Regions from separate parts of the Mus musculus genome. Here region 1 is linked to region 2. Evidence: chromatin loops called from intact Hi-C (ENCODE). Cell type or tissue: left cerebral cortex. All regions are shown on one strand. Each heading gives the region's core, and the rest is flanking DNA. Links, peaks and the distances in the headings are about the cores only. Region 1 overlaps Prss39 (protease, serine 39). Region 2 has its middle 21 kb from the start of Amer3.

Region 1 (15,600 bases), core at 3,694-11,693, 90 kb after region 2:
TTACAAACTTACTTAGAATATAGATGATTTTCTTTTTAAAATGTATATATATACATTTTTAAATATATATATATACATTTTTAAATGTGTATAAGTATACATATATATAATTATTCAGCTCATGTAGAAGTTTATATTGATTTGAAACAATAAAATTTTCTTGGTTTGCACATGCAATTTTACTGTGTTCTTTACCAGCAATAAATAGTACATTTAAAATTGCATTTTTGTGTCTCCCTGAAACCCTGAGGCCTCTCTGTGGGTTTTGCCCACTGGTGTTTGCCAGTTCCTGTCGGTTCCCAGCCCACAGAACCCTTCACTGGGAGGTCACAGACTGGGGAGCCTCACCATTTCCTTCCTGATTTAACAGCCTTTTGGATGAAGCTTACATTTAAAGTAGAAATAAATCAAGTTAGTGTCAAACATTATTTCAACTTCAGAGGATACAAGATTTTTTTTTAAAAAACAAGTTTCTACATAAAGTCATAGAAGATTTTACCAAACCATTGCCAAGTGTCCTCCTTTATGATAAAGATGGGGCTCAGGTCCTATCTCAGCAGATAGCAAACCTGAGGATCAGAAGCCCCAGGTGGCTCACTCCAGTGATTCAGGCTGCAGCATCTCAGCTCAGACAAAACAGACTGTGCACAGATGGGTGGGCTGCGGGCTCTGCAGTCTGCACAATCTTTCTCAATGATCTACCTGCCGAAGGGCTGAACCTCTCAAGGTTCAGCTTCCTCACCTCAGCATCAGGGAAGCACATGACTCCCCAGAGGCTGCTGTGCACAGCAGAGGGCAGAGGCTCCATGTGTGGGAGCTGATAAGCGCCCCAGGATGCAGAGCCTGCGGGGTCTCCCCTTTGCCTTTCTGTTCGGCATACAGGACATATGGAAGCACTCCTCAGCTGCTAAGTCCCACTGACCAGCCCCCCTCTCCGGCTGAGCCCTTTTTATCTCCCAGGCCAAGAACTATACAACAGGCAATCTCCACTTCTATCTCTTGCCAAAGCTCTTTGGTTTGTTGAGATTTCAACCTTTTCAATTTCTTGTTTGTTTTCCAGTGAGATCGAGGAGGTCTGTTGTCCTAGTCCCTAATGGTTTACTTTAGGCATTGGCCACCTGTAACTCATCTTTTGCTACTTTGTAGGTTCTTTTTTTCTTCCACCCTTTCAGCCCGCCTAACACTAGACAGGATTGGAGCACAGTATACAAAGGAAAGGGAGGGGTGCTATCCTTAGACTCCTTACTGCAGGTTGGAGGCATTGTGTTCCTTGAGATACTTCTGCTATTCATCATCAGGATATTTCATTTCTTCTTTCTTCTTTGTGCACCTCTACTCAACAAACTTCCAGCAACAACAACCAACAACCAACCCCTGCCTTTTTGGATTGCTAGCATTTATATACCCTTGGAAAAATCCCGGGAATTCCAGATGAAACACACAGGCCGAAACTGTCTGCAGCTGGCAAAGCCACGCCCCTGCTAGAGCACTAGGCTAATCACAGGCAGCTGCTGCAGCCAATCCAAAGCAGCCCTGCCTCCCCACACCCGGGAACAAAAACACAAGCACGTTCCCATTTCTGTGTTTTTTAAAAGAAACCACCCTGCTGTTATCATCAGTGTAATTAGCACTGGAGTGGCAGGTTGCCTGCCTCTCCCCAACTTAAGCCACCAGCAGTACTAGGGCTAGGCAGTACTAGTTCTCAAGAATGAAGAATAGATGTTCATGAGCAGCAATGGATGAAGGGCTGGAGGTGGGACCCACTAGTGGAGTCCTTGCTTAGCATATGCCAGGCCCTGAGTCCCATTTCCAAAAGTACAAGAGAAAATCCAATTAACTCTTGCAGTGCTGGTATGTAGCATGGTGATAGCGTGTGAATTGAAATGTTCTAGACCCTGGGTTTAAGCTCTAGCAAAAAAACCATGGGGATGGGGAACAGGTGCTCATGTGGAAATCTTATATGAGACAGAGCCAGGCTGAGTGCTACAATTTCAATTTTCTCCTTACATGTATTTATTTTTTTTATTTGTGTGTGTGTGTGTGTGTGTGTGTGTGTGTGACATATACGTGCAGATGCCTAAGAAGGCCAGAAGAGGGAGCTACAGGCAGTTGTCAGCCACCAGACATGCGTGCTGGGAATAGAACTCTGTTCCTCTGCTAGAGCAGCAAGCTCTGTTGACCACTGAGCCACCTCCTAGCCCTCAGTTTTCCCTTTAAACTGCACATCTGGCACCAATAGAAACCAAACCAACCAACCAATAAATGAATAAATAACTATGTGTGGACCAGCCCCTGGCCCTAGGGGCACATGCTTCTAAGCAGCTCTCTGGTTGCAGTGTTCTGTTCAACCATCCCAGGCATGCTCTGTGGAGGGGTGTCCTTTTGGTGGACATGGCTTGTGTGGTGTATATGCAGAAAGGGGCCACTTGACTCGGGGGTGGGGGTGGGGAGCTTCCAGCAGAGGCTGCAGATTAGCGATTTCAGAAGCACTGAATCTGTCCTACGCATTAAAAGGTAGTCCTTATCCACAATGCTCTCCAAACCCCTCAACAGTGGTAGCAGCAGCAGCAGAAGGGGAGGAGGAGGAAGAAGAATTAATGAATTAACAATAACTAATTATAAAAACATTAATAACGAGTCTGTTGTCCAACCAGCTATAGAGACAGGTAGCAAGCAGACAAACTTGCTTTCATTGCTTTCTTTCTTTTACACATGTGCACAAAAGTAACAGCTATACCACAGGTCTCTTGTGTGTCCAAAATTCTACTGTCAGGAATCTTCCTCAACCATTCTTCTACCTTCTTTTACTTTTAATTTTTAAAATTAAAGAGAGATGTGCACAGGAATAGTTTGCTTGAGTGCATGTTTGTGTGCCACAGATGTGTCTGGTCCCCATGGAGATCAAAAGAGAGCCTTAGGTACCCTGGTGTCTCCGTTAGTGTTTTATTGCTGTGAACAGACACCATGACCAAGGCAATTCTTCTTCTTCTTCTTCTTCTTCTTCTTCTTCTTCTTCTTCTTCTTCTTCTTCTTCTTCTTCTTCTTCTTCTTCTTCTCCTTCTCCTTCTCCTTCTCCTCCTCCTCCTCCTCCTCCTCCTCCTTCTTCTCCTCCTCCTCCTCCTCCTCCTCCTCCTCCTCCTCCTTCTTCTTCTTCTTTTGGTTTTCTATATTTGATTTTTTTTCTAGACAGGGTTTCTCTGTATAGCCCTGGCAGTCCTAGAACTCACTGTGTAAACCAGACTGGACTCAAACTCAGAAATCTGCCTGCCTCTGCCTTCCAAGTGCTGGGATTAAAGGCATTCACCACCACAGCCTGGCTAAGGCAATTCTTATAAAGGACAGCACTTAATTGGGGCTGGATTACAGATTCAGTCCATTATCAAGGAGGGAGTATGGCTGCATCCAGGCAGGCATGGTGCAGGTAGGGCTGAGAGTTCTACATCTTCATCTGAAGACGGTCAGCAAAATACTGGCTTCCAGGCAGCTAGAACAAGAGTATTAAAGCCCACACCTACAATGACACACTTCCTCTAACAAGGCCACACCTACTTTAACAAGGCCACGCCTATTTTAATAAGGCCACACCTCCAAAGAGTGACATTCACTGGGCCATGCATATTCAAACTACCACACTAGGAGTCACAAACCATTGTGAGCCCCCATGTGGGTACTGAGACTCAAACCCTGGTCCTCTGGGAGAACAGCTAGTTCTCCTAGTTGCTGAGCCATCTCTCTTGCCCATTCTGCCTTATTCTCTAGGACAGAGACTCTTAATCAAGCCCAGTGCTCTATAATACAGCCAATCTCATGAGCCAGCTTGCTTCTACCTTCTGAGTGAGAATTTATAGATATGTTGGGCAACAGACCAATCTGCTATCTATATGGATATATATATATATATCTCCAAACTCCATTCCTCTTGTTTGCATAGCAAATGCTTTTAATCTCTGAGCTGTCATCACACACACACACACTCACACATTCACATGAGCCTGCTGAACACTGTCTTAACAGGCTTAAGCATCTATCAACTTCTCCAGATCACCTTAGGTCCAGTGTTCAGGACTCTATTGGGGTTCTGGCATGCTAGAACATAGCGCTTTCCCTAGGGAGCCAATAGGGAGGCAGCACTCAGGCCTGGAGTGCCTCTGAGGCCAATCGCATCCACTGCAGCCTCCCTGTGAGCAGTATCCCTGAAAAACTGCTGCCTCATTCTTACCAGCTAGTCTGCACTGCTATGTGCTCACAGCAGGTAGCAGTCAGGCCTGGGTAGAAACTGATAGCCTGTCCTCAGTGATCCTGGCCACCGGAAGAGGCCAGTAGAGGCTCCCACCCCAGCTGCCCACTCCACGGACAGACATGCAGCTGAGGAGCTGATGTGAAGAGACTCTGGGTGGACGGGCATCATGTCCATAAGGTTTGCTTTTTCATGTCTATCATCATGGGAACATTAGCCAAGGCCTTCCTTGTCTGGTCTCACCACTCAAGACATGACCAGTTAGCTCCTCTGGGCTAGGGTTCCAGGTGTGTGCAAAGCCAGCCTTGGGGATATAGGACTCAAATGAATAAGGCCAGCAGTTGAGGGGTCACATAGAGTAGGGAAGAAAACAAGGAGAGACTGGCTCCTGCAACCCAGTCATGATGGTGACAACAAAATAGTTGGCAGTGAGTTTGAGGCCCATGGCTAATGGTTTTGGGACCCAGTTTAACTTTACGTCATACTAAAGGGAACTCTTCTACTGACAGTGACCTGGGAAAGGTATTGCACGTTTATCAAATGTTCTTTCTAGACTTGAGAAGCATCAGAGACCTTTACCAAATCTTTCAGTATTGTGCATCATGAAAATGGGAGAGTAATTGTGGTGTAGTCTGGGCATGCTCAAGTGTCTCTGTCATGGGATCGGGGACACACACAAAGTATGATTCTACTTGTGGACTAGAGCTGGCTTTCTGGAGACCACTGTGGCTAAGGATAAACATCACCGAGTATCAGCATGAGTCCCGAAACGCTCAGTGAATGATTGTGGCTGTAGTGATGGTGGCTCCCTCCTGTGGCTGGGCTGCCCTGAGTCCAAGAAGTAGTGACTGGGGAGAAGGCTCAGTCAGTGGGAAAGTGTTTACCACACAGATGGGAGTCCTCAGAACCCACAGAGAAAGGAGACCATGGGAGATTTGGTTGTTGGGTATTTGGTGGGGGGAAAGTGTTTTAAATTTTTTCTATAATTTTGTATATGAGCTCTTCATCTTTATCACTCCCCCTCCCACCTCAAACTTCTTTCAAGTATCCCTCCCCATCCCTAACTGAGCCCCAGGCCTGGAAGGCAGAAACAGCAGGAACTCAGCCTGCCAGCATCTCTCTGGCCTACTAGACTGGCCTAATCAAAACCAATGTAACAGTGCCTGAGGACTAGCAAACACACATTCATAGACACACACACAAATACACATAGACACACAAACATGGACGCATACATACACATGCACACACATATGCATATGCATGTATATATATATATATATATATATGTACCTTTTCCTTAGATTAGTATATATAAACATATACACATACCTGCCCACACATATGCATACACACACACACATATACACACACCTGCCCATACATATCAACAACATAAATATATACACACATGCACACACACATACACAAGCACACACATTCATATACAGATGTATACATGTACACACATGCACACACCACAAATGTGTACCCACACATGCACACACATATAGACACACAGATGTACACACATGTGCACATACGTAATAGCATAAGGACTAATCTGAGGAAAAGGTGCTTTGTTGTTCCCCTTTATATGGCTTCTTTCCCTGAGTGAGTCACACACAGCACTCACAACTATGAGAGTCACTGAAGTGCTTTCCTTTGTTAGACTCTAAAACAACACAACCATTCTCCAGTTGCTAGAAGTCCACAAAAATCCAGGTGTGTCAACTGCAGAGAAAGGAAATTTTGTTTGTTTTGAACCTAGAGCCCCACACTGCACTGCCTAGTGACCTGCCATTGAGTCTCAAAAAGGACATCTTTCCTGTCAGAGGACTCTGGGAAGCCCAGGGCAGGGAGGGTCTTCTCTTCTCTCCTGCAGGACAGCAGCAGCTGGCTGAAGAAGCGGGGGTGGGGGGTGGGGGTGGGGGGGGCAGTGTCACTCCACAATTACCAAAACATTAGCCCTGGTGTAAGGAAGCCCAAGAAAAGCTGTACTGTTTAAATCCAGCTTCATTTCTAGGTAATTCTCCATTACTCTTTGTATCCAGTAAGCTCGAACTGAAGATCCAAAAACTGTCGTCATGGGGCTAAGCCATGGGCACTTTTTCACTTAACATTGGGGAGTGTTGTGATGGCTAAAGAAACTCCATTTGGTGTTAGGCATCCATCTTGGTTCTCATTAGCTGTTTTTCTCAAACCCCAGTCCCTAGAAGTTATGTTCCCAGTAACCCCGACTCAGTGACCCCCCCCACCCAAAAATATATAGCCATCACTATCTACTTATTATGATATGACTAAGTGCTTTTTTATTTTTTTATTTTTTATTTATTTATTTATTTATTTATTTATTTATTTTTTGCTTCTGTAACTTGCAGATACCCAGATCGTTGAAAGTCTTCCCCATAACCCTCTGCCCTGGCAAGCTCAAATGTGGCTCAGAGATGGTTTGTCCTGTTAGCAGCTAATCAATAAACCTTTTAATTAAAGTTGGATTGAGTCTATGGACTTTTCCCAGGGGTCACAAACTCCATAACAATATTACTGGTTGAGCTATTTTTAATACAGCCAGACCTTCCTTTTCCCTAATTTTATCTCTAAACTCCAGTTGAATTAGTCCACACGGAATCTTGCTGCTTTTTCCTACAGTATGCCTCACTGTGCCTGCTGCATACCTGGTAACAAGGGTCCATATACCCCTCTACAGGTGGCTGGGGACCCACGTTAGGGGTTAGAATAAATCAGGTGGTGGGACTGAGATTCAATCCCCCACTGCCTGAGGCTGCCAATAGAGCTGATCAACAGCGCCCTCCAGTGGCTGAGGGTTATCTGTGCACCCTTGCACCCTGTTGGTTCACGGGATCCTATAGGGTGAAAGCTCCTACTGTTTGACCAGGTCAGGGAAGGCCAGAACTTCATCATGAGCTCTGCACACTCTTCCCATCTCTCTCTCCCTGTCCCTGTCCCTGTCCCTGTCCCTGTCCCTGTCCCTGTCCCTGTCCCTGTCCCTCCCCCTCTCTCCCTCTCCCTCTCTCCCTCTCCCTCCCTCTCTCCCTCCCTCCCTCTCTCCCTCCTTCCCTCCTTCTCCCCTACCCCCTTCCCACTTCCTCCTCTTCCCCACCCCTTACTCCCCCTCCTTAAGGCAGAACCAAAACAGAACAAGTTGTTGTGCATTTGGGACTCCTACGCTGACAACTGACAGCTTGCCCTGTGGCTGAGGCACAGGAACTGTGGCAGGGTGGTTTTAGGGAACGGAAGTTAATTTGAGTTCGAGGTTCTGGCATGTAGATCTGGTGAACAAGGTTGGTTTCCTCTGGTAATCATAGCCGCGGCAGGGCTGGTGGAGAGAGGCATGCTTAGAAAAGACCAGTGAGAGCGAACCACTGCCCTGGGGGTGGAAGGTTTCTGTTCCACAGTCAAGAAGTGTGGCGTTCACCCTCCCTCCTGTCCTATTGTCTGGTGTGCTGGGGAGTGCTGGGTCCTGGTGAGCACTAAGCAAGAATTATATCAGCAACCCACTAAAAACAAGCCACAAAAACCAACCTACTATAACCATTCCACTAAAACCTGTAACCTCGCCCCCCCCCCCCCCCCCCCCCGCCCAGCCTGAAATCTGACTGGTCAGGTTTGACTGTTAGCGCTAGAAGATCATGGGGGTGAAGCCTGCCACCCTGTCGTTCTGCCACTCCCACTGATACTGCCTGTCGCCTAGCTGTTCTGGAGCCAACACGTGGTCGCCTGAAACTGGACTCCAAGGATGATTTGGTGGGAATGGGCCCCTCCCCCTTCTTCATAACCCCATGTCTCCGAATAGTAACCTTGATCAGTCTGATGTCTTGGTTCCATCCTTTCTCACACCGCCTAGTTCCCTCTTTTCTTTCAGATTCCAAGATGCCTCCCAGGCTAGAACCCAGACATGTGAGCCGCTGGTCTGCCTCAACACCAACCCAATAAAAATGTTTTTCAAATTATTCTTCCCTTATGTGTGCCCTCTAAGCCATTTTGGGATCTTTAATTTGAATTTTAAGTAGTGTTTTCATTTCTCTGGCAGTGGAGCCAGAGCACTGGGCAGAAAGAGACACTCATCACCGACAGCTTTATGGTCACTCATTAATTAGGATAAAGCCTTAAGTGAAGAATGAGTGTTATCACTATAATAATAATAATAATAATAATAATAATAATAATAATAATAATAATAGTTATTATTATTATTATTATTATTATTATTTCCACTTAAAAAGCCTGAATTACTTATGTCTAAGCTCCACCCCACAGTTACCTGGCACTAGCCAGGTATGCCTGACTCACTATCAAGGGGGCTGCTTGCCCCCTCCTCTCTCTCTTGCTCTTGCCTTCCTGCTCCCACTCTGTCTCCTCGCCCCTCCCCGCTCTCTCTCCACATGCTCATGGCTGGCTTCTACTCTTCTACTTCTCTCTCTATCTCACTCCCTCGCTCGCTCGCTCGCTCACTCACTCTCTGCCTTTCTCTGCCTCTACTACCCTCTCAATTCCCCTCCCCAGGCCCTGAATAAACTCTATTCTATACTCTACCATGTTGTGTGGCTGGTCCCTCAGGAGGAAGGAATGCCTCAGCATGGGCCCACTTCCCCTACATCTCACCACACATCCACCAAAACATATTCCCTTCCTTTCTTTATCTTCTTATAAACACATCAACTTATGTTTCTGATTTCCTTTTTTTCTCCTGGTATTTGTTTTGATACAGTCTCTTGTAACCTGGAACGGTCTTCAACTTGCTGTGTGACTGAGAATGACCTCGGACTCCTGACCACCCTGCCTCTACCTCCCTAGGACTGGGATTGCAGGCACGCACCGAAAACGTGTCTGTTTTGTTTTGGTGTTCTTATTGGTTTTCTTAGCGAGGTGTATTAATTAGTTATTGTGCTATTGCTCTGAAGAGACACCATGAACAAGGTAACCCTTGATTATGAAAATAATAAAAAAAATGTATGGAAGGAAATATTTAATTAAGGGCTTGTTCACAGTTCAGAGAATTAGCCCATTATCACTACAGCCTGGCTCTGGAACAGTAGCTGAGAGCCCTATCTGGTCCACAGGCAGCATGCAGAAAGAGAGAGAGACATGGAGCCTGGTGTGGGCTTTTAAAACCTCAAAGCCCACTCCCAGTGACACACTTCCTCCAACAAGTCTACACCCCCACAATCCTTCCCAAACACCCACCAACTGTTTACTAAGCATCCAAATGTATGAGACTATGGTGGTGTAAGACCCCCTTTTGGGGACCCTTTCTCTAGTCTCGAGAGTGAGAGAGCACCCAAAGAAACACGAGGACCCATCTTGCTGTAATTACATGAGGTCGTTTAATTACGGAGCTCCAGACCGACATGCATCTCACACAGGAGATAACAGATGTCGGTCACGAGGCTCGAAAGCTAGGGGTTTTTATGTGGTAAGGGGCTTAGGGGTGTGGAATTCAGCATAGCGACACACTATTGGCTTATTCAAACATTAACAGAAAGATTACATGTCAGCAAAAGGGCATCAGGACTTTGTTCCTGTGGGCTGGGGGCTTATCTTTGTTCATATAGCAACCAGTTGATGTATGACTTTACCCTTCGTCAAGGGGCAGTAGACAGAGGGGAGGTTCCGGCCAGGTGGTGTTGACCCAGACAAGATAGCCCTGTTTGTCCTTGTATTTTTTTTTCATTTTTACAGTCAAGCTGTTCTTAGGAATGTCTTAACAATAGCCCTGTCTGTTCTGCTTTGTTCTCGGCCCCAGGCCACGGGCTCATAGACAACTCTTTTACATGAATCACAAGTTACAAAATCTCATTTTCCCTCAGTGGCCATTCTCATTCAAACCACAGCAGGGGGAGACTGTTTCTTTTGAGACAGTCTGTGAAGCTCAGCCTGGACTGAAAATCATTGCATACCCCTGGATTGCTTTGAATGTATAGCAAATCATTGTCCTCCTAAATGCTGGAAGTACGAGTGAGCCACCAAGTTTGACTAGTTGTTTGGGGTTGGTTTGTTTGTAACCAGGATCTGATGTAGCTGGGATTGGATTTGTACTCTTACTAGGTGTCTTATTTAGGGTTTTACTGCTGTGAAGAGACACCATGACCAATGCAAGTCTAATAAGGACAACATTTAATTGGGGCTGGCTTACAGGTTCAATCCATTATCATCAAGGTGGGAGCATGACAGCATCCAGGCAGGCTTGGTGCAGGAGGGGCTGAGAGTTCTACATCTTCATCTGAAGGCTGCTAGTGGAAGACTGACTTCCAGGCAGTTAGGTTGAAGAACTTAAAGCCCATGCCTACAGTGACACACCTCCAGAAAGGCCACACCTCCTTTCAAGTAGTGCCACTGCCTGGGCCAAGCATATACAAACCCTCACACTAGGTAAGGATGAGAGAAAGACTTTGAGCTTCTGATCCTCTTGTATCTGAGTTCAAGGCTTATAGGGATGCACCATAATGCCTGGTTTATGAAGTACTGGGGTCAAACCCAGAGCATCTTGCATGCTAGGCAAGCACTCCATCAACTGGCTTATATCGTCATCACTTTTGTTTAAGACAGGGTCTTCCTCTCTACACCAGGCTGACCTCAAACTCCAATCCTCCTACCTTAGATGCCACAATGCTGAGATGGAGAGCATCTACCAACAGCTTTCTTCTGGCTCTTATTTTAGGGAATTTCTTGTGGTTATACTTGGCACACGCTGTTTATGCCTCTTGGAAAAGCTAGTTATGCCTGTGGATTCGCTCACAGCAGGGATCAATGCTCCATCCCTAGGGTGTTTTGTACATGTTTTGCCCAGGTCTGGGAGTTCTATGGATCTGAGACCATCTGAGGCCACTTTCACTGTTCAAGGCTGACCCTGGCCAGAACTGACTCAAGTGTGAGTCTCCTTATGCTTTGCTGGCTCTTCCTCTCTGGGCCAGGCCTGCCTTCCTTCAGACCCGGGGGCTCCCAAAAGGCAGAGAAGGAGGTTCATCACACTGTATAATTCTGTGCTTTTCTTTAGCTTAGGGATTTAATGAGCACCTAGGGAGAAAGACACAAATGCAAGAGGCACTCATTGCCTCCCACCTAAAAATGTGGAGGTGTCAGGGGAGCACCCTGTAGCATACAATGGCCTCACAGGGAGACCCAGCAAACATACTCCTTCCAGGTCAGGGGGAACTTCATGAGCTCATGCAAGGAGACATGTCTGAGGGACTGGTCATCCAGTGTTTTGGCCACTATCACCCTTATGTAATCACAAAGAATAACCCCCGAGATCCAATGGGAGGAGATGATCTCAGGGCTAAAGCAAGTCGGTCCCCAAAGCAACACATAGAACCAATCCAGAACACATATTCCCCAGCTAGCATAGACAACCTTTCATGAGAAAGGTGTATGTGTGTGTGTGTCTCTGTGTGTGTGTGCATGTGTCTGTGTGTTTATATACGTGTCTGTGTGTATCTAAGTGTGTGTGTATGTCTGTGTGTGTGTCTGTGTGTGTATGAGTCTGTGTCTTTATGTATGTGTTCATGTGTGTGTGTCTGTGTGTCTCTATGTGTATGTGTGTATGAGTCTGTGTCTGTATCTGAGTGTGTATGTGTATATAAATGTAAATATTTATACATGAGGGACACATTTCTGAAAAGGAAATGTTTGGAGATAAGTCACCATCTGGTGTTCTAGCTGGTGCTTTACCTGTGTGATAATCACTAACTTGCAAGGATTTGGGAAAGGGGAAGAAACATTTACTACCTCAAAACTGGTTTATCTTGTAGGCTTGGCAAACTCATAGGCAATGAAAAACATTTTTAAGTCACAAACAGGAAGTTCATTCGAACTAAAATGTAAAATATCAGTTTAAAAAAATGATATGTGCAGGAGAGACACCCAAGTACCCAGGGCCACTACAATGAGTGAATGTGAGGGAAAGAAGGGGAAGAAGGAGTAGGTGGTGTAGAGCTGGAAGAGAGGGCGGAGCTAAGCAATGTGCCCATGGGCTGTGAAGAGAAAAGGAACTGGAGATGCCACAGTGGTAAGGATACGAGGAGCTTGCACAGCTGGGACCACGATGAAGTCTGTGCTGCCACCTGAGAACTTGTGGATGTCTGAGGATGCTACTACTGGGGACATACTGACCTAGATGGCCTGTGCTGCCACTTGAAGTCATAGTCTTGGCAGGGACTGCCCATGATGGCCATGTCTGAGTCCGTGGTCATGCTGCAGCTAGGGTCTGTGTCAACGTCTGTGGTCCAAGTTACCACCAAAAGCTATATGGATGTCAGTGGTCTGGATTGCCATCTGAGACCATGGTGACATCCGGGCCTATGCTGCCACCGAGGACGATGTCTGGGTTTCTGATCCTGTCACAACCACGATCTGCATTGATGTTCGAAGTCTGTGTTACCACCCAAGGCCGTAGTAATGTCCCTGGTCTGGGCTTCTGCCTGAGGCTACATTGCTGTCCAAGCACTGTGATGGAGCTGGCCCTTCCCCTCTCCAGGTCACCACACTCAGAAGAATTGACCCCTCCCCTCACTGGCTGCAGTACGAGCGAACCTTACACCTCACAGGGGCAGCACAGTACAGGCTGGCCCTGGAGGCAGGAGCAAGAGAGAGCCAGCACCAAGGGCACCAGAGCGGTAGAGCTGGCCCCACCCCTGCCTGGGCAAAAAGCAGGAGGGCTGGTCCTGGTGGTGCTGGCTCGGGAAAGCTGCCAGGCTGACCAACTCAACTTCCCACCCAGACCCACCCCAAAACATCTGCCCCATCTACGAACTGCTGGGGCCTGTGAAGGAGGGCAGGTCCTGCAGATCCAAAGCTGTGAGATCTCCTTAGCACAGTGCAACAATAGGATATCTGAGAGGAAGCCCAGGGAGAACCTACTATTGTTAGTGTAACAGAAGCTGGGAGCCTCAAACCAGACTATTAACTCATTGAGATGAGAATTTGCAAATAAAGCTGTTCGGGCAAACGGGTGACACACCATGACACACCCCATGACACACTGCAGCTTCCACAGTGAGATTTTGTTTTCTTTGGGAGGGGGAGGTCACAGGAGCAGAAAACAGATATAAAGGGATGGGGAGATGAGTGGGACCAGGGTGCATGGTGTGAAATTCACAAAGAATGTTTTTTTTATTTTAAAATAAGTAAATAAAAAATTAAACTTTAAAAATAAGAAAACAGGGCTGGCGAGATGGCTCAGCTGGTAAGAGCACTGACTGCTCTTCCGAAGGTCCTGAGTTCAAATCCCAACAACCACATGGTGGCTCACAACCATCTGTAATGAGATCTGATGCCCTCTTCTGGTGTGTCTGAAGACAGATACAGCTTACATAGATGTAATAATAAATAAATCTTTAAAAAAGTAAGAAAACAAAAAATTATATATAGATCATTCATAATAAAAACTGAGCTCTTAGGCTGGCAAGATGGTTCAGCGGGTAAGAGCACTGACTGCTCTTCTGAAGGCCCTGAGTTCAAATCCCAGCAACCACATAGGACAGCAATAGTGTACTTATTTATAGTAATAAATAAATATTTGGGCCGGAGGGAGCAGGAACTGAGCAAGCAGCCCTGACCGGAGCGAGCAGAGGTCCAAAAATTCAACCCCAAAAACCACAAGAAGGTTCACAACCATCTGTACAGCTACAGTGTTCTCACATACATAAAATAAATAAATCTTTAGAAAAGAAAAAGAAAAAAAACTGAGCTCTTCAAAAATACATGTGGGTTAAATTAGATGCTAAAATAAAAATGTTCTCAAATCTATATTGAAACTAAAGAAAATGTGTAAGTAGCTCATTTCTATCTCTGACCTTCCTTTTCTCTCTCTGTCTGACAGATCTCCTTGAGCAGCTTTTTTTCCCTTTGGACTCTCATTAAAAAACATACTTTAATGCTAACATTATTATAAAATTTAGAAAAAAATAGTGATAAAAATTTTAATAAATGATCAGGAAACTGCATCTACATCTACACTGCATCTACATTGTGGGAAACATAAGGTATATTCCATACCTAAGAGTTTTTTTCTTTTTTCTTTTTTTTTTTTTTTTTTTATGTTCACTGATTTTATGTGCCTGCAAGTATGTCTGGGTCAAAGTGTCAGATTTGGGAGTTATAGACAGCTGTGAGCTGCCATGTGGGAATTGAACCTAGGTCCTCTGAAAGAGCATTCAGTGCTCTTAACTGCTAAGCCATCTCTCCAGTCCCAACTTTTTGTTTTCTTAACCAACTTGAAATTAATTGCTTGTTAAAGATTTAAGTTACTATAGCAGGTAGCCTGGGGTGTTCACACAGGGTCAGGGAGAATTGCCCAGAGCATCTGCATTTCTCTCACAGCACCATGGGTCTGCCAAGAGCCCAGTGTCTTCCTAGTCTATAGTTCACATTGAAGAGTGGAGACTGTGGTATGAAGCCCTAGTGAGTGCCCATACAGGCTGAATAGGGTGTGGTGACACAGATAGGTTTGCAGGGCAGCTCAGTGCTAAGCCAGCCACTCCCAGGTCTGTCAAGCCTCAGCTAATGCCAGCTGAAGCAAGCCCACAAGCAATGTGGGCTCATCAAGCAAGTGGTGGGCTTAGAGTATGGAAGTGTAATGTTAGGATGACTGCTGACCCTTGCAGACGAGCTTTGAGGACTGCTACTGGGATATCAGACTCCAGCGGCCCTCACACTTCACTGTCAAACTCTCTAGAAGTTTTACTATGACCTTGGGCTTGCAAGATGCCTTTATGCCAAAGCTGGGGGCTTGCTCCAGGAGCACAGGCTGCTGCAACTGCATGGTGAGGGCTTGGCCGATACAGTGGCTCATTCTCCTGAGAGAACAAGCATCCTTAGGGGGCAGAAGTGATTCATAGCCTCTGGAAGGCAGCTCGGAAAGAGTTGGCTCCTACATTATTAGCAGGTCAGCTCCCTGCTGGCTCATCTATAGTCCCTGCCCAAGGAGGATGTGGCCTTCTGATGCTGAAGAACAGAAGCCTGGTGGGACAAAAGGAAAGGACTTCAGAAGTGTCTTTAGTTGTTTTATTCGGTCAGGCCTGGAGCTGGTGTGGCCTCAGATGGGACAGGTGAGCCCACAGATGGAAGCGTGCAAAGTGGCTCTTGGTGAATAGACCAGTAGACAAATCACAGAATCCTGAGCCAAATCGATTGCAGGAGGAGGGCCTGAGAAGACAGCAAGGTTGTGGAGATCCTGGGTTTGAGGGTAATGCCTGCACTGTAATTCCCCCAGCCTCTCAGGGATGACGCCATTTCCTCAAGGGGTGCTGAGGAGACATCAGCGGCAGGCGTGTTTGCCTTTTTCTGCTTGATCCAGTCAGAAAAGTAGGAGACCTTGGTGAAGATGTTGGGGCTGTGGATCG
Region 2 (15,600 bases), core at 4,285-12,284:
GTTGCTGCTGGAGTAAGACAGGCCTTAGTCTGTCCTAGGAATGTTTGTCCATCATTAGTAATAATATGTTTATTGCCTGCTTTAAAGAGTTGGCGCGCATACTGAAATGATTGGACGTGACTGTTCAGAATTGTCAGTGAAACATCCTTTACCTATTTTGATTCTTTTTGAACCTGACCAGGAAAATCAGATCTGTATCTGCATTGTGGTACCCAGGAGTCCCAGTTTCAATCTTAGGGAAAACATTCTACTATGAGACGCCAGCATTCCTAAAGGAGGTTATTTGTCTTTTGTGTGGCTCCTTTAGGAATATCAGAACAGAGAGGGTACTTAGCTATTACAATTTGGAAGAACTCTTTAACATGGGCAGTTCTATCCTTAGGGATGTCATCTTTCTCCTTGGTAGATCCCTCCATGAGTGAGGCAAACATAGCTAGAACCTAAGTGTCCAATATGCACCTCTGGATAAGCCAAGATGATCGTGAGTAGAGCAGTTGAACATAGAGCATTGTCCCCCCAACTGCCATCCTCCGTGTACATAGACATTTCTCTCCAACTGCGTTCCTGCCTATACATAGAGCATCTTTCTTCAACTACATTACTCCCTATTCATAGGGCATGTCTTGGCAACTGCCTTCTTCCTTGTATCTAGAGCATCTTTTCCCAATTGCTTCCCTGCCTACACATAGGGCATCTCTTCCCAACTGCCTTCCTTCTTGTACATAGAATATCTTTCCCCAATTGCAATCCTGTTTGTACATAGGGCAGCTCTGGCCAACTGCCTTCCTCCCTGCCAGTAAAAAAACCTTAACTGGAGCAAATTCCTCTGGGGGACCAAGAACAAACGTCTCAGAATTGACATCTCTCAAAGACCATTCAGATTAAGAGTGGGAGCAGTAGAATGCAGAAGCTTTGGAGTAGACTTTCTGCAGTTCCTTAGAATGCCAGATAAGGCTGTGTCCGGTTAGATCTTGGAGGTATTTGTGCACAGATAGGAGCATCCCATGGAAACTTAAGTTCAGTCCAATCCCTAGGCCCTCTCCCTGACAAATCAGGAAAGTTCAATAATAAAAAAGCATTAACGCATGAAGAAGGGGTTAGAAGCAAGGAGCAAACTGTCTAAAGTACTGTCAGGAGCCTTCTAGGAAACAAGCCTTATGGCCAGCAACTCCAGAAAGAACCAACTCAGGAGTCAATGTATTGTTCTTTTTCCAATTAGCCAGGGTGCATTTGACACCATGAATCGTGCCTGCTACAGAAAAACTCAGGCCATGGTGACCCTAGAAACTGAAGAGATCATTGAAAAGCCCATAAGTAGGATCCTGTCAGAAATAGCAACATGGGAGACACTTCACCATCGTAACATCAAAACAGGTCCATCTTGTTACTCAGTACGCTCCAGGATGAAACTTCTTTGAACTGATAATGGAAGCTGGCCCACTACAAGAGGAAGAGGCAAAGAATATATTCGGGTATTTTGTGTCAGTCATAAAGTACTAGTATAATCTTGACATTGTCCATAGAGATATAATCTCCCATAGTATCCTAAGAAATGTATAGAGTAATATAAAACTGATAGACTTTGGCATGACCATCAAGTGCACCTTACTGAAATGGCAGTTGGGGACCAAGGGCTTCATTTCCTTCTGTTGTCTCCTGAATGGGAGTCTCGGTTAGTGTGAAACCCTCCGGTATTCTTCTGTGGCTGTCCCTTGTATGAGCAACAGCAAACTCGCAGGAGTAGTGCCCCTTGCCATTTGGGCAATAATCTGATTGCAAACTGTTTGCAAACGGAGAGGAGCCATAGAACAGGCAGAGGAGAGAATAAAGGCTTATCTTTAAGGGTTATTTTACAGTCTGTTGCTCAAAAGGGTTCCATCCTTGAATCTTCCCCAGATTGAAATGGTAAGGCCCTCACACCTGGAGAATAGTGTTTAGAGACTGGCCTCCTGTAGGGAGGCAGGGACAGATTTTGTCCCTTGGATAGGAGTTTAGTGTGATAGAAAGAAGTCCCTGTCATATGAGAACCCAGAGAATGGCAGCCTCTGTAAACCAGGAAGTGGTGTCACTGGGAATTCACTCATCTGTCACCTGATGAGTACCAATTGCAAATGCATTTTCCTCTGGTCTCTGAGCAAGAGCTGAGGGCTAAAGTGATAAGAACATGCCTGAGTCTGCAGAACTATGCCACAGACAGACAGACATTCTACTGTGCACAAAAGTAAGACTCCAGAAAGAGAAAATATATTCTCTTTGAAATAGCTGTGTCCCCAGGTTGCATCCTAGGAATATCACAAACTTGTTATAATGGATTGAAATATCATTCAAGTCACGTTAACTTCATTATGGAGTATGAGAATCCTTATGGAGTATGAAAGTATTACTAAATGCAGTTGACAATATCATGGTAATAGACATCTGTCTAGAGACAGCGTGCGGTGAGAGCTATAAAAGAGCACTGGGAGATGCAATGGGAGGAACAATTAATTCAGGGGATCAAGGGGGCAAGCTGCAGAATCGAGGGACCCAGAGACCTCATTTGTTGTGTGACCTCCATCAAGCCACTGAGTTGTATTAGTATTCCTTAGTATGCACACTGCTCCTCAAAAATGCCTGCTTGGCCTCCCTTAGAAGTTGCAGGACACATTACAATGCGCTCTTCATGGAGAACTCTTCTTTTAACATGACAGCCAGGGTATGTGTCTGAGTATCTGCATTCATACCAAAACGTAGAGGTCCAAGTGCCCAGCCCAGCCCTAAACATGCATCCATTCATGTCATCCCCACCCCTCCCACTATCACCCAAGTGCTGGGAGACAGCATTTCAGCGCAGGGCTCCTCCCCTTATGTTCAGTCTGTAACCCAGCCCTTCTTCCTGAGGTTTCCCTATGTAGTCCTCTATGGGAACTCAACCTGGACCCAGGTTAAAGGATTCCCAGGAACTGATCTTACTATTACTGTGCTCATGCCATAAGCACAGTGGGATGCTTGACCTGGGCATCTTTCTATGTGTACACAAGGAGGCCCTGCCATTCTGTCCTTGCTGGAAGCCTGGAGAGTCCTCATGGCTAGAGAGGGTCATCTGCAGGACAAGCCTGGGCTGCTTAGCTGAGGCCCGCCAACTTTTCCAACCTCTCAGGTTCCCAATGATATGTGAAGATCACTTAGGAATCCCCCAGGGTGTTTCTAGCGAGCAGAGGTGTGGGGAGCGGGTGTGGCGGCAGTCCCAAAGGCGCCAGAGACTGCAGCTAAGTCATATGACTTGCACCTGACTTCCTCATATAAGACACAAACATCTTGAGTGCTGGGCAGGTGTACCAGGATACAGGTGAATCCAATTTGGTGGAGATTTGCCCCTGCTGCCCTGATTAGCTGAGGCTGCGTGCCTGGTGAGGGGGCGTGGCCTGCGGTTCGTGGATGAGAGAGAGTATAAAAGGAGTGAGAGGCCCAGGGTTCGGGGGAGATATAAAAACAAGGGAGATATAAACAGGGGAGATATAAACAAGGGAGATATAAACAAGAAGAAACAGGACTGAATAAATGTGTGCAGAAGGATCCTGTAGCAGCGTCGTTCTTCCTGGCCAGTTGAGCGCGCGCAACAAGTGGTGCCGAAACCCGGGACAAGAAACATCTTCAGGCACAAGCGAAGACCCCCTGCTACAGGGAGGATTCAGAACTGCATAACGGGGAAGAAGGGGTTAATAAAGGTTCCCGTGAAACAGACTGTTGAGAAGGATCCGGCGTGGATTCAGAACTCTTCAGCTGGGGAACGGTACTGATGAAGAGAAAGAAGAAAGATGAAGACTGAATAAACTGCTGTTAGAAGGACTGGTGGTCACGTCGTTCTTGCTGGTCGAGAGCGGGCGTGACAATTGGTGGCCCGTACTGGGAACCGACTCCCCCACCGAGTTCAGAACTTTCAGCAGTCAGTGGTTGCCGGCAGGGTAAGTTCATGGTGAGTGAAACTTGCGACCCCAGGAGTTTGGGAAGGACCTCGGATAAAATAGAGGTGAGCATAAAGTTGCCAGCAAGCAGGCACAAGGTAACGAAAGGTTCCCGGCTTTGGGACAAGTTAAGGTTCCTGGTTTGGGGACAAGTTAAGGAACTATGATAACCTCAGTGTAGTGATCAATAGATCCTCGCTGTGTAGTTATGCTTTTTTCTCCCATTGACCCTTTGTGGGTAGGTCTGGTAGTTTTGGTCTTGTTTGTTCTGATATATGGACTCTGTTACTGTTTGAATCAAGAGGCAGTCAAGACAGGTCAGAAAATCCTTATAGAGCAACAAGAAAGTATGTTGGAAGAGAAGGGCTTAAAAAGAAAAAGGAAAAAGAAAGGAGACACAGTGTTATCAGGTGGACAGAAAGGACAAAATAAAAGAGCTGAGGCAGAGGAGGAAGGCGAATTAGCTTTTGCTCCCCCTCCCTATGCCTCCTCGTCAGCCATCTATGGGCAGACCTTCTGTCCGGAGGTCTGGAAAGAGGATAGATTCTCCTTGCTGGGATGTCCTATTTTCACTGATCAAGCTGAATTTGCATGGGATAGAGATATGCTGCTTGATCAAGGTAGATTTGCACAACAACAGACAGGATATCCAGTGCAGGTGTTTGAGCAGGTGAATCAGATTGCTATAAGGGCGTGGAAATCATTGCCTAACAGAGGGGAAGCTAGTGAAAACTTGACTCTCATATTGACTTCCCAGATGGACACACAGGTGATTGAGGTTATGGTCTCATCACCACGAGGTATTGTGTCCATCCCCCCCGGGGATCGACCAGATCAGGTGTTGATGTGGGCGAGAGGGTCTGTTTGTGTGTTTCCACAGGACCAGACGGAACCTCTTTGGGTGCTGGAGAGATTGGTGAGACGCTGCAAGAATGAGGCTCCTGATCCAGTTGCCCCTGTGGATGTGGTGGATGATCCCACAAGCACAAAGGATGGAGCCGAGATGAGAGATCCTTTCGGTATTCCAGAAGCCGATACCAGCTCGACATGACATTCAAATTTTTCCACGCTTTTTGATCCCTGAATTCCCCTTAAAGAGATATCCCCTCTGGCTATCTATCCCTTGCTTCAGGGAAGATGAGCGGGGATGAGAGCCCTGGGATGTATGCTTGTTATAGTGTGTGTGTGTTTTGTGTTTGGCACATGTGTTAGGTGCAGAGTGTGCGGCCCGCACTTTCGCCATGGTAGCATAGGCTTTTGCTGCAGTGGAGGCGGGACAATCTCCTCAGATTCGGTTTGCCGCTCTAAAAGAAATTATGCTGCGTTATGCCGTGGGGTGCGAGGCTAAGCACTGCACAGAGGATAGCTGCTGTTGGCATCCTGTGGAAGGCACGTCTGATTGCATGAAGGTTCAGTGTCCTAGTTCCCTTCCCCCAGGAAAAACGACACGGGAGCTGGCCAAGACCTCTCTGGGTGATGAGCCTAAGGGATGGTTTTGTGTAGGGCCCCTATGCTTGCACACTGGGGATCAGACCTCTACCTTCACCCATGAGGCTTGCTTGCAGCAATTAAGATCTGGCCATAGGTTAATTAACATCCTGGCCTTTTGATGCACCTGCCACAAGCAAAACACAATCTCCCCAGGAGTGGCTTGGCATGATAGAGAGGTAGTCAGTGATAAGACTCCCTGGGCATGTCACCAACCTAAGACAGGGATCAAACCAATGCTGTTTGTCACCCAAGGACGGGTAAGGGACATGGCTGCGGGGGGCTATCTACAGACATTCTCTCTGCCAAAAAAGAAAAAAGGGGGAATTGTGGGGAGCGGGTGTGGCGGCAGTCCCAAAGGCGCCAGAGACTGCAGCTAAGTCATATGACTTGCACCTGACTTCCTCATATAAGACACAAACATCTTGAGTGCTGGGCAGGTGTACCAGGATACAGGTGAATCCAATTTGGTGGAGATTTGCCCCTGCTGCCCTGATTAGCTGAGGCTGCGTGCCTGGTGAGGGGGCGTGGCCTGCGGTTCGTGGATGAGAGAGAGTATAAAAGGAGTGAGAGGCCCAGGGTTCGGGGGAGATATAAAAACAAGGGAGATATATAAACAAGGGAGATATAAAAACAAGGGAGATATGAAAACAAGGGAGATATAAACAGGGGAGATATAAACAGGGGAGATATAAACAAGGGAGATATAAACAAGAAGAAACAGGACTGAATAAATGTGTGCAGAAGGATCCTGTAGCAGCGTCGTTCTTCCTGGCCAGTTGAGCGCGCGCAACACAGAGGGAGCCCAGTGGATCTAGTGAAGTCTGTGGATCACTCAGACAGGATCATCTGGATGCTGGAGTTGATAAGGAGAAGCAATGCCCTGCTGCAGAATGGGAATCCCAGCGAAGGAAAGAACCCTGACCACCAGAGGGCAGCAGAGCTCAGCACAGTGCAGTGCAGGCCGGGTGCTCTGGGAGGCAGCAGTCCGGCAAGGTTTCTGTGACTGCCAGGGAATTGAACTCAGAGACCTGAATCCAAAAACATCCTGCTATGGGAGGCAGAACAACAAATTTTGTGACTTTGGAGACCAGGTTCATGGGCAGGAGAACCTGGGCACATTCTAGGTTTTCTTTTTCTTCAGTGAGAGAGGGAAGGGTGGAGGCATGAGGGGGGCAGGAGAGAGGGAGGAAGGGAAAGGTAGGGAGACAGAGAGAATGAATGAATGAACAAATGAATGAATGAATTTTTGGTGTGGAACATCTGATGAGCCTGAGGACTTATCCTAAGCCAGCGCTTTCTCTCCCTTCAGGGGCACCGCCTTATCTCCTTATGGGAAGCACTTTTTCAAAGTTGCAGAAGTCTCAGAGGAGGTTGAAAGCCTTTCTAACTCTTTTCTTCCAAAGTAGAGAGCATCCTGCCTTGATGGTTAACTGCCCTCCTGGGGAGAAGACTAGAGTGGAGCTCATGAGGGGGCACCTGTCTCATCAGAGGTGACAGGTCCTCACCAGGTTGTTCTTTGGAGGCAGAGGCCAATTAAGCAAACCCCACATCCTATCATTCCTTGAGATACTCCTCCCTCCTTCTATAGGCACAGCAGACCTAGGACACCACCAGCATCACCTCCCCCATGTATTCTTCTGAGGTGCTCACTGCCTCAGGGCCTGATGTCAGCCTCTGTCACAAGGAAGGCTGGGCTTTCATGACCCATGCATGGGAAGGGGAACAGCAGTTCTGGATACTTGGTGAGGGCCCAGCTACACAGAATTTCAAGTTCTTTAATTACTACCAAGCTGCCAGGAGCAATTTCATATCACAGGACACAGGTCCTTAAGGGCTTGTTTGCACCTGGCTGTATATTCACTCCGCTGTACTGAGGGCTGTCCTTTGTTTCTTCAATCCTCTCAGATCACTGTGACTGTCCTAGGTCTGTGCTTGAATATGGCCTCCCAGAGAGCAGCATGTGGGAGCTGTTCTGTTCAGCCATGCCTGTCCTCCCTCAGACAGCAGTATCACATTCTCAGAGGCATGGAGCTGTGCATCAAGCAAAACTTTGGACACTAGAAAGGTCTCACACACAGCTGTCGTTCTGGGTGGCAGAACGGCACACTCATACTAGCATTCTTTCACTAGACCTTACAGTTCTTTTAGAGGCTGAGGACAAAGGCTTGGTGTTTCCCCCACATGCCTTTACTGGTGTGATGACACCTGACAAGAAGCTACCTCTGTCTATGCTCTAACTGAAGTTTAAGTATTTGCTATACTTAATTTCAGTTATAAAAAATTATAGGAGACAGGGATGTGTCCAGACTCCTGTTTCAGCTTGTAGAGAGCCTTCTGGAAAGGGACAGAGGACTTCTAGATCTGCTTCCTCAGGCCACCTTCATATTCTTTCCCAAGGGCATTTTTGGTGCATTTTATGCAGTATAGGACCTGTATCATGGGCCAGGTCAACTACAGTCTTAATACTTCTTGCTGCTTTAAAGTTCAACTATGGAGGGCAATAGGCTGGCTCTTGCACACAAAATATGGAGACATTATGATTGAACTCTGGAAAGAATCCAAAGTTGACTGATTCTCTACCCACTTCCCTCAAACTCTGGGGTTATGGGTCTCCATGCTGTCTCCTTAAGGTGCTAGGGCCAGAGGAAGCTGGCAGTTGCTCTGAACATCTTAGAAAAGATTGCATTAGGATGGCCATCACCCTGCTGTGTAGTATATCTGAAATGTATTCCTCCTGCCCCCCTGAAATTTTGTTTCCTTAGGCCACAGGGCCTGCATCCCATCTGCCACTGTCCCTGTGCCTGGTGGCTGTGGATGGTCACTGGGCTCTCCACATTTGGTAGTTGGACTGTTAGAAATGCCATGAGGAAGCCCTGTGGCGGAGGTGCACACCTTTAATTCCAGCACTTGGGAGGCAGAGGCAGGTGGATCTCTGAGTTCCTGGCTAACCTGGCCTACTGAGGGAGTTCCAGGACAGTCAGGTCCACAGAGAAACCCTGTCTTGAGACCACCGTGCCCCTAAGTGAGAAATGTCATGTGGAGATAAAGGCTGCATATCTGAGTATCTCATCTTGGGCAGTGGGATAGTTGATACTAAACTATAGCTTCTGGTAGTTAGTACTAGCCCAACCCCCAAAGTTCTGCCCACCAATCCCCTTTCTCCAAGAAGGTGGGTCTATCAGCCTCCCTTCCTTCTTCATCTTTTGCCATGGAATGTAGCCACCTTGCGCCGGTCTCCGGTACACTGTCGCCATAAACAACGTCACTGCGCAGGCGCTAGCCCAAATCTGGCGCCAACCCCTCCCCAGCAGGTGCATGCAAATTAAAGTGCGGGCGGACTGAACAATCCCAGGAGGACACATAGCCCTCCCCAGTGCTGGGGTGTATATAAGCAGTCCTCCCTGAGTTCCTGCAATAAAGCTGTTGAGAAGAATCCGACCGTGTTGCGGTTTTTCCTTGCTGGACGAGGTGAGCGCAACAATGGAACATTCACTGCCTGTTGAGGACCAGTGTACGAATAAATACAAATCTGCCATAGGTTACTTTGCATCAATGTGACAGACACTAGGACTGAAAGAAACATGGGACACAAAAGGTTCATGAGACTCAGGTACTCAGGTTTCCAGATCATTGGCCATCTTTGCACCGGAGACAAGACAGGGACTCAAACAGGGCAGGAACCTGGAGGCAGGAAGTGAAAGAGAGCCTATAGAGGAGGGCTGCTGACTGGATTGCTGACCTGACTCTCCTGCTCAGGACATGCTGCCCACTAGTGGCACTTCCCCCAGTGAGATTCCACACTCCCATAGCAGTTACTGATGAAGGAACTGCCCACATCTTTCCTGTAGGCTATGTGATGTAGGCGTTCTCTCAATCACATTTCCCTCTTTCAGATTTCTTAGGCTTGTGTTGTTGACAAATTGACTAGGACCCTTGTACACAATACAAATAGAAAGAGTAGTGCTAGGGCCAGGTGAAATGTCACCAGAGGCAGGTACTCAGGTAGATTGTCTAAGTGTCAAAAGCAGATGGTTGTTCCCTGTAGCTGTTTCAAGAACTATTTGACTCAGAAGTGAGGGCCTGGAGGATTGCAGGCTGGAGCTCCGTGTTCCCTAGGTGGAGTGGATCTGTCTGGTACAGATTGAGGGAAGCTTATGGCTAGGCAGAGAGAGGCCCTGACTGGTACTCACTCCTGTTAGTGAAATGGTCCCTAGTGGTTTTGCTTTTGTGTAGGGAGCAAGAGAATGTTGAAAGGCCGAAGTTCCGAGGAATTGTCTATTTTGACGTGGACATGGCTCTCCTAGGACTGGGAGATCAATTGTCCTATCCCAAATTGGCAAAACCATTTATGGGACAGGCTCAAGAACAATGCAAAGCTTTGCTCTGGAGTGCAATCATTGTTGTTTATGAATGATTGATCAGTAAGTGCAAATTCTAGTAACTATAAGTTTCCCCTTGGATATAGGCTGGTACTGCTCATGAACTCCCACCCAGTCGAGCTAACCCCTCCTCCTGTGTTTGCCCTAATTAGCAGCCTGAGATTCCTGGAGTCATAGCAATGTTAGAGAACCCAGATGATCCCAGCTTCACTGTCCATGTGTCTCTGTGTCTGTCCTTTCTTCATTCCCTCACCAGCCCAGGTAGCACAGTGAGCCAGGTGACATGCTGGAGATATCCTTAGTGACCTACACCCTCTCCCTAAGCCCTCAAAGGGCTGACTGGTGATTTTGATTGTTTTGAGACAGGGATTATCTGTGTAGCCCTGGCTGTTCTAGAATTCACTCTGTAGACCAGGCTGCTCTCCAACTCACAGTGTTTCACCTGCCTCTGCTTCTGACTGCTGGAATTAAGGCCTGTACCAGCAGTACCGCCCAAGCTGGTGTGTTAAGTAATTGTCTTTGTAGACTTTCCGGAATGCAGAGAAGAGAAACAGGTGAACTGGCAGCTCTCTTAACATCCCAAGCCAGGCTTAGTGGTCCAGATCCAATCCATGGAGCAGACTGCAGAGTTGAAATTCCCAATGGTAGCTACAGGTTCTGGGTCTTTGTTTTTGATTGTTGATTGATTTCCCCAATTTAATGAATTTCTTGTTTTCAGAGTTGATTAATGGATGTACTAAACTTTTTACCCCATACAATTCATGAATTTGTAGAGTAGAACTTGGGAACTTTATAGCATGTGTTTGGAATTGAATAAGGATCGGAACAGTTATTTCCTGCATTGGAGCTATGATTCCAGTGCTGAACAAAGCTTGTCGCTGTGTCAGGAGAAATGCAAATCCCCCTGTAGGTCACTTTTCCCTGTCAAACACACCAATCCTTCTCAACACTAGTGCTTCTGATCACTATAAAGTTGATCATAACATTTAATCTTTAATTACCTTTGCTTTCATGTCTGTGGTTGTATGTACATCTCTGTGCACATGTGCATTTCTTAGTGTGAGTAAGTGGGTTGGTGTGCTGGGCACTCACCCTAAGGGTCACATGTAGTCAGAGGAAAAGTTTGAAGATAAGTTCTCTCCTTCCACCTTGCTGTTCTACAGTCTCTGCTGGTTTTGGTTGGGGCATATATTCATCTAGCTTACCTTGGATATTTTACTCAATTTTGCTGTCTCTACTTCACACTTTGCTGTTGGCTTGTGCTATATCATAAGCCTTTTTCATTGGGATCTGGGGATGCCGTGTGGGTCTTTAAACTTGAATATCTATCCTCATTAAATCCTTGCCCTATTTTAGCCCTGTATGGTTTTTTTTTTTAATTATGATCTATTTTAGGTTTCTTTTTGTAAACCAATTAAATGTGTTTCATTATGGCTGTGTGTGTGTGTGTGTGTGTGTGTGTGTGTGTGTGTATGCAGGCTTGTATGTGTGTGTACTTGTGCAAGGATTATGTCATATTTCCATCCTCTTCCCAGTGGCCTGTTCACTTTCCTGACCCTCACATGTGGGTATCCTTCCAAGCTTAACTATTTTCTCTCTCTGATGTTATGTCATATGCATTACATACTATGCCTCCCTTTTCTTGCCCACAGTATCTCCTGTTTTCCCCTCTCAAACAGGTCCACTCGTGCTTTCCTGTCCTAAGATTGCTACACAAAGGCTTCAGGGCTGAATACTTGAAGGGATCAGTAGAAAAGCTTTAGGATTAAGGAAATAGACAATTTTTAAAAGGCAGCTGAAACCAAGAACACCCTGTTCTGCTGCAGCTTGCAATGTGTTTTGTGCTCCTCCTGTGGATAGCCGAGAGCCGTCACTCCAATTCAGTATACTCAGTGTTTCTTGCTGTAGTTATTCATTTATGCCTGTATGGAAAACATGGTTTGCCATGTGTGGTTTGTCATTGTGATTTTTCACACCTTGAATTCATGAGAACTTTTACACAAGGGATTTCTCTTCACTCTCAGAGTCTGAATTGTCTGACGCTCTGAGTAAAGTTAGCTATGCCTGAGGCTTTATTGCATGAGCTCTGCACAACATCGTTTTTTCAAGTCCATTCTTCCACCTTCCGCCACCTCTAAAGCTGTGATGTATCATTGTCATTTTTATTCCAGCTTTTATAAATTTGTTTTTTAAATGGAGGGTCTCACTGTGTAGATGTTTGTTTGTTTTTCGGTTTACTGTGATGGTGGGTGGAGGGGTATTTTGACTCAATATATGGCCATGGTTTTTGTGAGTGCAGTGGATATGGAGGCCAGAAGAGGACTTTAGATCCCTTTGAACTGGAATCACTGATGGTTGTGTACCACTATGTGGGTACAGGAGCTGGAACCCAGGTTGTCTGCATGAGCACACAGTACATTTAACTCATGAGCTGTCTCTCCAATCCTTACCATGTAGCCTTAATGAGTGAGACTCGGATTCTTAGTTAATATGTGGTTACTAGGAACCAAATCCAGGTCCTCTGAAAGAGCAATGAGGACTCTTAACATTGTAGCCATCTCTCCAGTCCCCACATTTTTTGGAAAAGATTTTGTACATGGATATAAGAGGAGTTTATTTCTTTTGTATCTCACTCTCCTCCCTATTGTCACCCCCTTTCCATCCTCTTGGTCCCCATTGTCTCTATAGACAGAATTACTTCAAATCTGTGCATGTATAATGATTTACACCATTCTACTGTAGCTGGCTCGATTCACTGAATGTATCTTCCACAGTTGCTTCCATTTTCTGGACAATGATGTGCTCCTAATCCCATCTTGTATGCTTACCACATTTTCTTTGTCCACACCTCTGTGGATGGGTATCTGGTTTCAATAGTTGGGTTTTATACTTGGTGATGCAGTGAGCAGTTGTGTGGAATACCTACCTCTGTGGTACAGAGAGCATGGTAGACAGGTGAGGTAAGTTAAGTCACAGATGTACCAGGAGACAGCTCAGCAGCAGCAGCAGCATCCGAAGGGCCCACAGCAAGCTGGAATGACCCCACAAACATAAGGGAATGGTGTCCTTTGGGGGCAAACTGGATCACGGATGCTTAGTGAAGGGCTATGCTTCCCTTCTTTATACCATTCTCTTTGGTAAGAAGGCACACAAATTAGGCAGGGTTCTTTAAAGGCGCAGACCCCATCGAATGTTTGTGGTGGGTTTGTGGTGGTTTGAATAAGAATGGCCTTCGTAGGCTCATATATTTGAATTCTTAGTCATTTGGAATGGAACTGTTTGAAAGGATTAGAAGGATTAAAAGGTATGGCCTTGTTAGAGGACATGAGTCACTGGGTGGGGTAGGCTTTGAGGTTTCAAAAGCCTACCAAAAGCCCGATCTCTGTCTCTGTTTTTATCTAACTCTCTATGTCTCTCTCTCTTTGTCTTGCTCTATCTCTGTCGCTCTTTCTCTTTCCCTTCCTCACTCTTCCCACCTTTCTCTCTCCTCCTGTTACCTGTGGGTCAGGATGTAGAACTCTCACCTACTTCTTCAGCATCATTCCTGCCTGCATGCCCTGCCACGCTCCCCACCATGCTGATAATAGTCTAAGCCTCTGAAACTGTAAGCAAGCTCCCAACTAAAAGCTTCCTTTTATAAGAGTTGCTGTGGTCATGGTGTCTCTTCACAGCAATAGAACAATGACTAAGATACTATCATATAAGGAGATTTATTAGACTGACTTACACAACGCAGGCTGGGTAGCTCAGTAATGGGCGCCTGTGTTCTTAGAGGACTGTGAAGCTCAGTACATGGAACTGGAGGTCTCAGCAACTCCAGTCTGGCACTGAAGGCCTGAAGCGTTTCTGAAAAGCTCCTAGTGAGTCTGAAAAGCTGAAGAAGCTCATGTCAGTGGAGGATGGTAGCCACAGTGACTAGAGGGATAAGCATACCAGCAAGAAGCAAAAAGAGAAACAGAAGACACTGCTTTTATATGACCCTTTCTAAGTCTAGACCAGCAGGCAAAAGGTGCAGCCAGCCCACTCTGAGGTAGCAGCTCCCTTCTGTTAACCCTTCCTAGGAACACTCTCACAGACCTGCTAGAGGTGAGTTGCTTTGGTCATTCTAGGTCTTATCAAGTTGACAAGGTTAGCCATGCAGCAGGCACAGTGGTCTACCACCTTGCTGACCTTCTGCTGTTTGCAGGGAGTCTCTTCCTCTGTCCTTTACCCTTAACCTAGCAAGGTCAGTATACTTCAGGTGAGCTTATTCCCAACAGCAGGTAGATGGGTCTTTAAATATTTTTACCAGTGTTATTATTGGTTTTTTTTTTCATCTTATATTCCGATTTAAAGTAACTGTTGGCATTGTTGGAGTAAAATCTACCATTTCCTACCATGAATACCATTAGTTCACATATTAATTTTCTATTCAGGGTTTTTAAAAGGCTTTCTTCTGTATCCTGTTTTCTTTAGTGTTAGATACCTTACATGATTCTATTTTTATTTTTACCTCATCGTATCATTATGATCCTTTTAAAAATGTTAGTGGTTGTTCCAAGGCTTACAATGCACACTTCACTTCCTCCTCTTCCTCTTCCTCTTCTTCCTCTTCTTCCTCCTCCTCTTCCTCTTCTCCCTCCTCCTCCTCCTTCTCCTGCTTCTGTTCCCCCCCCCAAGACAAGGTCTTTCAGTATAACCCTGGCTGTCCTGGAACTCACTCTATAGAGTTAGCCTCAAAGATCTCTTGCCCCTGCCTCTGCCTCTTGAGTGCTGGAGTTAAAGTCATGGCCACCAAGCCCTGCTACAATGTATTTATGTATTTTTGATTTATCAGAACCCTACCCCTAACAGCCAACTATTCATTTTCTAGGACCTATAAATGGCAGCCCTAGATGTAACCTGGAGCTCTTGAACAATCTCATTAGAGCACACTGCACCCTTAGAACATAACTACCTTGTACTCTTGCTTTTGAATAAAATCCATTGCTGCTTTCCCATCTGCGTGTACATTTCAATTCTTTGAAACAGACATCAGGAACCTGATATACAAATGATCCAGACAATGACTACCAGTAACACAGTATCAACACCAGGACCCCAGGACAACCAGACAGGATTCTAGGATCCTGTATGTTGCTTATTTTAAAAAGAATTACAATGTGTTAAAATTTAAAAACACTTCTTTGGGCTAACAAGATGTCTCCGAGGATACAAGATATTGCTACACAAGCCTAACAACCTGAGTTTGATTCTTAAAATCAACAAGTTTTCCTCTGACCTCCATGCTTCAGCGGGGTAAAGGAGTATCTTGGTCACTATCCTATCTGTGTGAAGAGACACTAAGACCATAGCAACTCTTATAAAAGAAGACATTTAATTAGGGACTTGCTTACAGTTTCAGAGGTTTAGTCTATCATCCTGGTGGGAAACATGGCAGCATTCACTGGGCTGGGGAAGTAGCTGAGAGCTTACATCCTGATCCAATGGCTAAAAAAGAGACTGTGTACTTGGCATGGGCTTTTGGAACCAACCCCTTTCTTCTTTCAGGCCACATACTTCCTCCAACATGGCCTCACCACTTAGTCCTTCTTCTTCTTTTTTTTTTTTTAAATATTTTTTTATTATGTATTTTCCTCAATTACATTTCCAATGCTATCCCAAAAGTCCCCCATACCCTCCCCCACCCACTCCCCTACCCACCCACTCCCACTTTTTGGCCCTGGTGTTCCCCTGTACTGGGGCATTTAAAGTTTGCATGTCCAATGGGCCTCTCTTTCCAGTGATGGCCGACTAGACCATCTTTT

What was found. Peaks named below come from ENCODE experiments on the same cell type or tissue, not always from the same donor. Only the 100,000 strongest peaks of a DNase experiment are listed, where the experiment ranks them.
Region 1: a loop joins it to region 2, with 2.5 times the contacts of the local background. A loop is called at or near these places in 16 of 42 quality-filtered maps.

What each region holds. Positions count from the first base shown.
Region 1 is chr1:34,502,712-34,518,311 of GRCm38, reverse strand. Prss39 (protease, serine 39) reads right to left here. Exons shown (of 5, transcript NM_009355.3): 5 at 15,250-15,600. The coding sequence ends at 15,365. Among named protein-coding and RNA genes, the nearest start is that of 4930568A12Rik, 11 kb to the right of the region's middle. In left cerebral cortex, for the core only: CTCF peaks have their summits at 5,052 (motif pointing left) and 7,061 (motif pointing left); DNase peaks (open chromatin) are centred at 7,046 and 7,520.
Region 2 is chr1:34,593,328-34,608,927 of GRCm38, reverse strand. No RefSeq gene overlaps it. Among named protein-coding and RNA genes, the nearest start is that of Amer3, 21 kb to the right of the region's middle. In left cerebral cortex, for the core only: a CTCF peak has its summit at 6,370 (motif pointing right); DNase peaks (open chromatin) are centred at 6,361, 8,800 and 9,197.